Regions from separate parts of the Homo sapiens genome. Here region 1 is linked to region 2. Evidence: chromatin loops called from intact Hi-C (ENCODE). Cell type or tissue: thyroid gland. All regions are shown on one strand. Each heading gives the region's core, and the rest is flanking DNA. Links, peaks and the distances in the headings are about the cores only. Region 1 overlaps ISCU (iron-sulfur cluster assembly enzyme). Region 2 has its middle 15 kb from the start of SELPLG.

Region 1 (5,338 bases), core at 339-5,338, 48 kb after region 2:
AAACTATGTTTATATTAAGGTATGCACATTGGGTTTTTTTTTTTTAGATATAATGCTATTGCACACTTAACAGACTCCAGTTTAGTGTAAACATAAGTTTTATATGCACTGGGAAAATTTGTGTGACTCGTTTTATTGCAACATTTACTTTATTGCAGTGACCTGGAGCCGAACCTGCAACATCTCTGAGGTGTGCCTGTAATAATACCAATGCAAATAGTAATAGTGAAAATAGCAGTAGAGAAAGTACAGTCATAGCATGCAGGGGCTTGGGCTCTAGATCAAACAGCTCTGAGCTAGAATCTTGATCTTACCATTTGCTGACACATCATTTTACCTTTTAGTTTCTCTATCTGTAAAATGGGATATTGATAGTACTTTAGGATTTTTGTGAGGCAAATGAGCTGATCTATATAAAACACCCAGCAACAGTGCCTAGTATGTAGTCAGGGCTGAAGTGTTACCTGTAATAATGAGAACCACCATAACAGCAATGAACTATTTTTTTTTCCTTTTTCTTTCTTTCTTCTTCTCCTTCCTCTTTTTTTTTTTTTTTTTTTTAAGAGACAGGGTCTCACTCTCTCACCCAGGTTAGAGGACAGTGGTGCCATCACAGCTCACTGCATCCTTGAACTCCTGGGCTCAAGGGATCCTCCCACCTCAGTATCCCAAGTAGCAGAGACTACAGGTGCATGATACTGTAGTGTGCACGACAGGTGCACGACACCACAGCCAGCTAGTTTTTTTATTTTTTGTAGAGATGGGGTCTTGCCATCTTGCCCAAGTATTGACAATTGTTGCAAGATCTCAGTTCTTGCCTTCTTAGTTTAAAAGAATATAGACAAGAGACACACAGCAAAGGGGAGGTGCAGCATAGAGTAATTTATTGCAGAGGAAAAAGAACATTTTGAAAGTTAGGTACAGAAAGGACAGGACACCCTGAGAGAGACAGGATTTAGGGCAGGCTGCTCTTAAGGACAGCATTGATTATTGCTGGGAGACTCCCTTTGTGGGGGTTTTACATCATTATTCATAAGGGGTTGAGAGAGGTGTTACTAGTAAGCATGTTCTGGGTGGTCCTTTCGGTGCCCACGCACAGTAGCTGTACGTGCTTGTTCATACATTGCATGTCTCATTCGCATCTTAAATCTCCACCTAGGGGTGTGTTTTTTACTCTTTTAATGAGCAAAGGGTCAGTTTGAGGACAGCTAAATCAAAGTGCGCACACTCTCTAGAGGGGAAAGTCCCTACTGAAGATAGCTTTGCTTGAGCTTTGCTCAATTACAATGTGAATGCTGAGGCTTATTGTGTTGACTGTACAGTCATCACGGATGCTGCATCTCGAGGACATGGTCACTTCCTTGACTACCTCTCCTGCCTCACAGGCTGGTCTCTAACTGCTGGGCTCAAGCAATCCTCCTGCCTTGGCCTCCTAAAGTGCTGGGGTTATAGGCATGGGCCACTGTACCTGGCCAACAGTGAACTCTGTGTGCCATGTGCTTTCCATGTATTATCTCATTTAATCGTCAGGTCTACCTGATCAGGTAGGTACTATTATCTTTCCCATTTTGCAGATGAATAAACTGAGGCTTGGGGAGGTTGAGCCTTTCGCTCAGGGTCACACAGCGGTAGCCAGCATTTGATTCAACACTCCAAGCTCACTCCACTCTGCCCTGCTGCTTGCTCCCTGGGTGGAGATGATCTTCTCTGGGGAGGTGGCCTTTTGAGGGGCTGGCTGATGTCATCTCGGGGGGTGGGGAAAGCAAGCAGACAGGCCTCCAAGAGCCATTGGCAGGGGATGTGCTCCACGTCCATCTTTGGTTGGGGCTGGAACTCATCTGTAGGGGCCCTCTAACACCACCAAAACTTGGTGGGACCTAGAAGTCTTCTCTTCTGTCGTGAAGATAGACACAAGGTCTGCACTCTTGCCTCAAGTTCAAAGGGCCTGAAGTATCGAGAAGTGTGCCTCATTTGTTTGTCTTTTTAAGAAAATTCATCCTAGGGCCAAGTAGTTTTTACAAGACAATGCTTAATGTGAGGTTCTAGAACTGTGCATTTGGATGTGGTCCCGGGTGGCCCTGGTCCAGGAATCACACTTAGGAAAGGTTACATCCGAGATGTGGTCATAGCTGTAGTGTGGCACTCAGGAGAGGGTGGGAGGTGGGCAGAAGACCTCAGCCAGAGCTCAATTCTACCACTTCCTAGCTGTGTGCCTTGAGGCAAGTCATTTCACCTCTCGGAGCCTCTGCTTCCCCATCCATCCATCTGCCCATAAACCCACCCAGCCCATCAGGTGATGCCAGTGCCCAGGCCCCACCTCCAGAGCATTGGATTTAACTTGGCATCAGGATTTAATTAGGCTCCTGGTGGGAGCCAGGGTTGGCGTGAGGGCCATGGTGCTTGGCAGCCAGTTGGCCAAGAGAATGCATCAGGCTCAACCTGTGTTGGTTCAGCTTCTTCATTGAATGTTCAAGGCACAGGTGAGCCTCTGATGTGCAGTTTGAATCCCTGGTGTGTTCTGCCAGGAGGGGTGAGGCAGAAGAATGGGCTTTGGGTCACTCAGATCAAGCCAGTTGGCCTGAGGGTCAGTTGGCTTCTTGAGCCAGTGTCCTTGTTTGAATCAATGCCCACTGCAGGCAGCTGTCATGAGAATTAACAGGATTACAGATGTAAGGGCCTGGAACAGAGCACAGGTGCTTGACAGACCATTTTAACTTATCTGTGGAGGTTTTCCATGGACAGGTTTATTTAGAGATGCTAAGACCTATTTGGAGGCTGCAAAAACCCCTAGACTTGAGTTCACTGAAGGGCACATGATGCCCTCATGTGGCTCAAACTAGATTTGTTTGGGGAAAGAGTGTCTTTAATGTGAATTTAAAAAATATCCATTTGTTTTAGCAGTACAACCACGTTTAGAGACTTGGGCTCTTCTGGGAATATTGCTTTGTTTATAAGCTCCTCCTGATGTTCAACTCTGAGGATGTTCACTGGGACAGAAATGTCTCATTTAAATTAAAAAAATCACAAAGAAAAGTGGTGGGGAATTGTGGTGGTGCCACATGTAATAAAGAAGGGAGAGACAAGCTCAGTCTAGAGGGACTGTGAATTAAATTGCAGAACATGCCACACAGGACAATTTTACATGGTTCTACCCAGGGTTCTAATTTGAGATTCCTATAAAGGCCCTGGTCTGTGGCTGCCTTCACAGACTACAGAAGGAACAGTCTTTGAAGTTCTGTGCCCTCCACCAGAACCCAGAGCATTAAAACAAAAAAACAAAAAACAACAAAAAAAACAAGGGAGGTATATTTAAGAGGCAGCCAGCCTATACCTGAACAAAAAAACCACCACCAGAAAAAACAAACACATCTTACTTTTGAAGCTGAACATTTGAGACTATGGCAGTCAATATTTCAATAACCCATTTTCACTAGAAGATAGGGCATCCTTTATTGAGATTTGCATGACTATGGGTAGCTAAAAATAGGGAGACATCAGGGTAGGAGGGCCCGTGCTTAGACTTATGCCCAAGCCAGGGATGAATGTTTGTTTGTTTGGCTTTGAGACGGAGTCTTGCTCTGTCTCCCAGGCTGGAGTGCACTGGTGTGATCTTGGCTCACTGCTACCTCCACTTCCCAGGTCAAGTGATTCTCCTGCCTCAGCCTCCCGAGCAGCTGGGATTACAGGTGCGTGCCGCCATGCCTGGCTAATTTTTGTAATTTTAGTAGAGATGGGGTTTCACTACCTTGGCCAGGCTGGTCTTGAACTCTTGACCTCGTGATCCACCCGCCTTGGCCTCCCAAAGTGCTGGGATTACAGGTGTGAGCCACTGCGCCCGGCTGGATGAATGTTTTTTAAACAACCTTAGGTGTACTATGCAGGTACAGATAGTTCAGAATGAACCACTTAAGATACTACATCTATGCAGAACACAGCATTCAGAAGTTTCTTCCCTAAAGTTTGGCTCATCTACGACCACAAAAAACCCAAGAGGTTCTTAAAAGTCAGGGGCTCTGGAATTACCTGCCCAGACAGAAGTCAGAAACTTGGGCCTAGAAATCCGCATTTTAAACTCATTCCCGAGGTGCTCTTCATGTATCTGGTCTACCGCTTTAGGGTGCCAAGCTAATGCTTTTTAGATTTGAGCAACCAGTGAAATTACAGAAAGAATCTTCAAGACTTACTTTGAGCTTTCAACTACTATCACACAAAGAACAATGACAAGCGATAATCATCTCCTTTCATCCTTGTTCCAAAAAATATTACGTATATTTGTCTTTGTTTGCTTGGAGAGCTGTGTATGTCACTGCGGTCCAACCTCTGGGAACCCCAAGGGGCTTTGGGCACCACTTCAGGGTGAATGATGGGCCCAAGAGACAAGGCTTACTAGAGAACACCATCATCTTCCATTATTTTATTATTTTTTATACATATATATATATGCGCAATCTGTTTTATGTACAACAATTGGTTCTATCAAATATTCAGACCAAGGCATTCTACTGGTAATTTCCCCCCAAATCAATTCAGGTAAAATTAGATACTTATGCACTTCACGGGCTATCAAAACTTGCAACTTCATTATCAATTTCAGTTCTGAGGTCATACACACAATTCAAAATATACATTAACTAGGTTAAGGCGATAAAAGTGGGCTGAAAGAAACCACAGGATTCAGAACAATGAAACTGTGTATTTTGCTTGCATGAGAGTCATAACGTGAACAGCAAGTATTGTGCGTATCTCATAGCTCTTCAGTGGAGAGGAAGCGGCTTCTGAACATCTAAGGTGACTGCACAGCAGGTGGGAAACAGCTGGTGTGGCCTGCTGGAGGCTTCGCCGAGGGAGGGCTCATTTCTTCTCTGCCTCTCCTTTTTTGGGTTCTTGTTTCAATTTGTAATCAGCCAGGGCGGCCTTGATTGCATCTTCAGCCAGCACTGGAAGTAACGGAAGGAAAGAAGCCTAAGTTTCTAGATGTGAAAGAAATGGACTTGGGAATAGAATCTTTAAGAGCTGGGAGGAAGTGGTGCTGGTGGGGACTAATGGAGTAACCAAGCCAGAAAGCTGGGGTGAGGAGTTGCTGGGCACGTCAGCAGCTGCTTCCTGAGCTGAGTTACTCCTGCGGGTGATCCTGGAGACAGACTAGGGTTAAAAATCTGTGATCCCAGGCTAGTTCCTTAGCCTCTTTGACCCTACTTTCTCTTCTATAGAACTGGGATAATCATGCTTTTCTTGCCAGGATAGTGTGGGGACTTACAGAAGATGTCTGACACATAGTAGGGACACAGGAAATGTTACTTCTTGCCTGCTCCCATCAAAGTCTAGCTTTGGACAAAAT
Region 2 (5,375 bases), core at 114-5,113:
GGGGAAGGGGAATTCTGGCTAAACTGACTGCTGGGGATGGGTTCTCGGTCATTTTCTACACTGACCTAACAGGATTCATACTGGAGGCAGGCCAGGGTGCTCAGACATCACCGGGGGGATGGTGGCAGATGAGGAACGTGATCAGATATAGGAGGTGATCAGATATGGGAGGTGATCAGATATGGAGTGGTGGGGGGAGGGTTGTTGCTAAGCTGACTTAGCAGAGTTCTTGTTAGAACTGGATTTTATTTATTTATTTATTTTGAGATGGAGTTTTGCTCTTGTTGCCCAGGCTGGAGTGCAATGGCGCGATCTGGCTCACTGCAACCTCCGCCTCCTGAGTTCAAGTGATTCTCCTGCCTCAGCCTCCTGAGTAGCTGGGATTACAGGCATGCGCCACCACGCCCAGCTAATTTTGTATTTTTAGTAGAGATGGTGTTTCTCTATGTTGGTCAGGCTGGTCTTGAACTCCCGACCTCAGGTGATTCTCCCGCCTTGGCCTCCCAAAGTGCTGGGATTACAGGTGTGAGCCACCACGCCCGGCCCAGAACTGGATTTTAAAAGGAAGTGCACAGATGGGCCTAGGAGAGGACTCAGGGGCCTGACTGATTAAAGCTTGGCCAAGCACAGAATCTTTCCCACTCTCCAGAAGCTCACCCTGACCTCTCCTTTTCACTCAGGCCCTGTCTCTCATTAACAGCCAGTAGCTTATTGGTGATCCTAGATGCAGCCTGCAACCTTTTGTACAACTCACAGAAGCACTGATTTGCTGTCAAATGGTGGAAAAGTTCAAGCTGCCAAACTTTTTCTTAAAGGACCAAACAGTGAATACTGTAGGCCTTAACTGTTGCAACACCATAGCCTCTGTTGCAACAACTCAACTCTGTCCTTGTAGTACAAAAGCAGCCACTGACAATATGTCCATAAATGAATGCGCATGGTTGTGTTCTAATAAAACTTTATTTACAAACGGGCGGCAGGCTCATTTCAGCTCCGTCAGTTTGCTGACGCCTGATTTTAAGCATAGGGTGACCAGTCGTCCCAGTTTGCCCGGAACTTTCTTGATTTTAGCACTGAAAGTCCCATATTCCGTGAAACTCAGCCCCAGTAAACCAGGTTGGCCCTGCTATTTAAGCAACACTTGCATTATCCCATTCAAAACTCACACTACCTTGTGGGGGTCAGGTCACCGCCCAGTGGATCCACCTTGCCTGCTGCCTAGACAGAGCCGATTTATCAAGACAGGGGAATTGCAAGGGAGACAGAGTAATTCATGCAGAGCAGGCTGTACAGGAGACGGGGATCAGAGTTTTTAACGACAATTTGGCGGGTAAGGACTTGGGAAGTTGGGAGTGCTGATTGGTCAGGTTGGAGATACAGTCATAGGGGGTTGCAGTGAGGTTTTCTTCATGTCTTCTGTTCCCGGCTGCGATGGCAGAACTGGTTGAGCCAGAATACCAGCCTAGGTGGTGTCAACTGATCCATCCAGTGCGGGGTCTGCAAAATATCTCACGTAGTGCTCTGAGGTTTTACAATACTGATGTTATCCACAGGAGCAATTTGGGGAGGCTTAGACTCTTGGAGCCAGAGGCTGCATGACCCCTAAACCATAATTTCGAATCTTGTAGCTAATTTGTTAGTCCTGCAAAGGCAGATCGGTCCCCAGGCAAGAAGGGGGTCTTTTCGGGGGGAAGGGATATTATTAATTTTGTTTCAGAGTCAAAACACGAACTGAATTATTTCCCAAAGTTAGTTCAGCCTAACTTTGGGGAAGGAATGAACAAGGACAGCTTAAAGGCTAGAAGCAAGATGGAGTCTGTTCGGTCTGGTCTCTTCCACTGTCATCATTTCCTCAGTTATAATTTTTGCAAAGGCAGTTTCAGTCAGATTAGAAAACCAGGATTTGGAGAGTTCTTGCTCTTCTGCTCCCAAATACCTTCCAGTCATTTCCATAGAGAGAGAAAGAAGCTGCCGCTTAAACAGACTCTGTTCTACCTTCTAGGAGAGGAATAAAAGTCATCTCAGGGGATAGTCTTTATTTTTCTTCTTGAAAAATACCTCCGGCTGGGTGTGGTGGTTCACGCCTGTAATCCCAGCACTTTGGGAGACCGAGGCAGGAGGACGGCTTGAGCTCAGGAATTTGAGATCAGCCTGGGCAACATGGTGAAACCCCGTCTCTACAAAAAATACAAAAATTAGCCAGGTGCAGTGATGTGCGCCTGTAGTCCCAGCTACTCAGGAGGCTGAAGTGGGAGAATCACTTGAGCCTGGGAGGTAGAAGTTGCAGTGAGCCAAGGTCATGCCATTGCACTCCAGCCTTGGCAACAGCAGTGAAAAGCTGTCTCAAAAAAAAAAAAAAAAAAAAAGAAAAGAAAAGAAAAGGAAAAAGAAAAAAAATACCTTCAATGGCCTCTTTGGAAGTGAAGGACTTCTTTCCTTGCCCCCAATGGTTTATCCCGGAAAAGGGGAGTTCACAGAGAAGGTTGAGTCTGGCAGGGGTTGGCTGTGGCTTGGGAGAGAGGGGTTGGAGGAAAGAGACAAGGGAAAGGTAGGAAAGAGCCGTCAGGGGGAAAGGCCATGGGACAGCATCGGGGAGGAGTGGGGAGAGGGCCCACACATATTGGAAATGCAGTGTCTGTCTCCTCCCCTGAACTTCTGGAAGGATCAAATCTGATACACACAGGCAGGTGTGTTCAAAGTGTCCTGGGGGTGCTGATGGAAGAAGGTGGGAGTGTCTGCCATGGGCTGGGTCAGTTAACACCCGGGGTCGGCAGGCTGATGGGTCAGGAGAGACTGAGTCTACCTCCCCTTTGGGAGGGATCAGAAAAATCAGAGAAGGGGAGCTGAAGGCTCCACAGCAGGGGGCTGTGGACTCAGGCTGAAGGACCTCTGAGTTGTTCCCCAGGGATCTTGTCACCTCGTCTTCCTGGGAGCTTTCCCCTATTTCCTGACAGCTCCTGAGGATGCTGTGTAACCACAGATTTCCATTTGCGTTGGAAGAGGGCCACCTTCCCTTTACAGTTTTCTCTCTCTCCAAGGTGTGGGATTTCATTCAGGGTGGGCGAAGCCGGGTGCTTGAAGCGGCCACCAGGGGGCGCCCGCCGCCAGCTCTTAGAGCAGGTGGAAGCCTGCGTTTCCCTTGGGCCAGACTTGGAGATCATTTAGCCAGGAAGGAGCCCCAAAGCCAGTGGCGTGCTGTTAAGTGTTTAACAACTGGCTTCCAATGGGAAAAAGTCCTGATTTGTAGCATTTGCCAATGTCTTCCATGTAAATACTCCCACAGCCGATTTTGAGCTACCAACCATTATATAGTTGATGATACAATAGGTGTTAGTAACAAGGGCATCGATCATCGGATAATGTAGTACAATTATTAGGAATTGGTGAGTTTTGAGTACTGATGACCTTGGCTTTTAATATAATAGAATTTAATTTATTAAACAACTGACACAAAATTCTGAAAATTTTGTTGATTAGCTCTCACGGGCAGATATAGTCTGGCTCCTGCACACCCCTGTGCCCTCCCCTCCTGCCTGGGCCTCCCATGCCCTTGAGGACCACCAGCCTGAATCACCCCACTCATCCATTCAGCAAACACATCCTGAACACACACACAGCTGCAATATCCCCGTGAATCCCCTCAAACAGCTCTCACAGACGGTTCTAGTATTCTCCCCATTTTACAGAAGATGAAACTGAGGATGAGAGCTAGGTGAAGTCACCTGCCCCAGGTCATGAAGAGGATCTGAGATTGGAACCCAGACCTGAAAGCCAGGATCTTACCACTGTGTCACGCTGTCCTTGAGATCACAGCGGGGTTCTGGGGGAATCCCACGCCCCAAAACCTCAGCCCTGCTGACCTGCCCTGGGGCCTGGAAGTCCCCCATTAGTCACCCTCTGTGGCTCCTGGCTGCTGAGGGAAGGCGCTGTTCCTTGGGAGGGTAACCGAGTACAGCGCAGCCCTCTCATTGCAGAGAACACAACACAGCAGAGCTGGGGCCTAGGACTAAGAGGGATGGCCGGGGGCAAGCAGCTGGCCTTTACTGAGCACTTACTGCATACCTAGTGCCTTGTCAAACAGTTTGTCTGCATTATCTCATTTAGGACTCAACCTCATAATGTGGGTGCAATGATTGTTCCATTTTCTTGCCAGGGAAACCGAGGTTCAGAAAGCTGAACCACTTGCTCCAGCCGGTTGCACGGTTAGGAAACCACACTGTGCTGACTTCAGCTCTGCCAGCAGGGAAGGAAGGAGGGTAGACAGGAAATGGGGGGCGGGGGATGATGGGCTCAGTTTGTTCCAGGTCCCTTGTCTCTTACAGGCTGGGGCTGCCACCCTGGGGGTGGTTCATCCAGCAGCTGATCTGGCAGGGGCTCCCCAAATTCTTTCCCCAGATCCCATCCCTCTTTGCCACTCAACCAAGCCACCGATTACTATGGAATGTGCCAGGCACTGTGAGAGGCCCTGGGATGCCATGTGAGTAGGACAGGCCTGTAATCCCAGAACTGTGGAAGGCCAAGGTGGGCGGATAACTTGAGGCCAGGAGTTCGAGACCCCTTTGGGGCTCATGGTCTAGAGGGGGACAGATTGATCAAATAATCACCCAGGAAAAGATCAGATTATGTCAGATTATGGCTGGGCCCTGAGCCCAGAGGAGAGATGCTGGGAGCAATGGGGCCAGAGCTGGGGGGCATGGGTCAGGAAAATCATGGTTGAAACTTGAAGGACACAGAGTTATTGACTTGGGAGGGAAGGGATAGAGGGAAGAAAGTTCCAGGCAGTGGGAGCATCATGGGCACAGGAGTTTGCACTAGGGGAGCAGACAAGGTGGGGGCAGCTGGAAGGAGCCAGGGTGGCCGCATGGAGGAGGAAGAGGCTGTGTGAGGATGAGGAGAACCTGGACTAGAGCAGGGTGCAAAGAAGTTGTGGAATCGAGAGGTAATTGGGAAGAAAAGGGTAGGAGTTGCTGATGGGTTGGAAGTGAGGAAAAAGGAGGTTGAAATCTCAGGTTTCTGACTTGGGCAGCTATCCTGATGAGGGTGCCACGGGGTGGCTGGGAAAGCCATGGAAGGAGGTTGCAGGGCTGGTGGTAAGAGGAGTGTCCTGAGCTGGGGTTCAGCCAAGTTGGGTCTCAGGGCCTGCTCAACCTCCAGGTGGAGGTTCCAGGAAAGCTGTTGCAAAAGATGCTTGAGGTCATTAGCCATCAGGGAAATGCAAATTAAAGCCACAGTCAGATGCCACTTCACACCCTCCAGCAGGACTAGAATTAGAAAGACTGACAACACCCAGTGCTGGTGAGGATGTGGAGAAGCTAGAACACTCACATGTTGCTGGTGGGAATGCAAAATGATACAGCCACTTTGGAAACCAGTTG

What was found. A loop is a pair of places that touch in the nucleus more often than their neighbours do. Peaks named below come from ENCODE experiments on the same cell type or tissue, not always from the same donor. Only the 100,000 strongest peaks of a DNase experiment are listed, where the experiment ranks them.
Region 1: a loop joins it to region 2, with 9 times the contacts of the local background. A loop is called at or near these places in 107 of 110 quality-filtered maps.

What each region holds. Positions count from the first base shown.
Region 1 is chr12:108,568,430-108,573,767 of GRCh38, reverse strand. ISCU (iron-sulfur cluster assembly enzyme) reads right to left here. Exons shown (of 5, transcript NM_213595.4): 5 at 4,400-4,937. The coding sequence ends at 4,852. Among named protein-coding and RNA genes, the nearest start is that of ISCU, 8.5 kb to the right of the region's middle. RefSeq lists an enhancer at 4,683-4,832. In thyroid gland, for the core only: a CTCF peak has its summit at 2,832; a DNase peak (open chromatin) is centred at 2,097; H3K27ac peaks cover 545 bases.
Region 2 is chr12:108,616,008-108,621,382 of GRCh38, reverse strand. No RefSeq gene overlaps it. Among named protein-coding and RNA genes, the nearest start is that of SELPLG, 15 kb to the left of the region's middle. RefSeq lists enhancers at 3,002-3,051, 3,632-4,091. In thyroid gland, for the core only: a CTCF peak has its summit at 3,088 (motif pointing right); DNase peaks (open chromatin) are centred at 2,252 and 3,102; H3K27ac peaks cover 701 bases.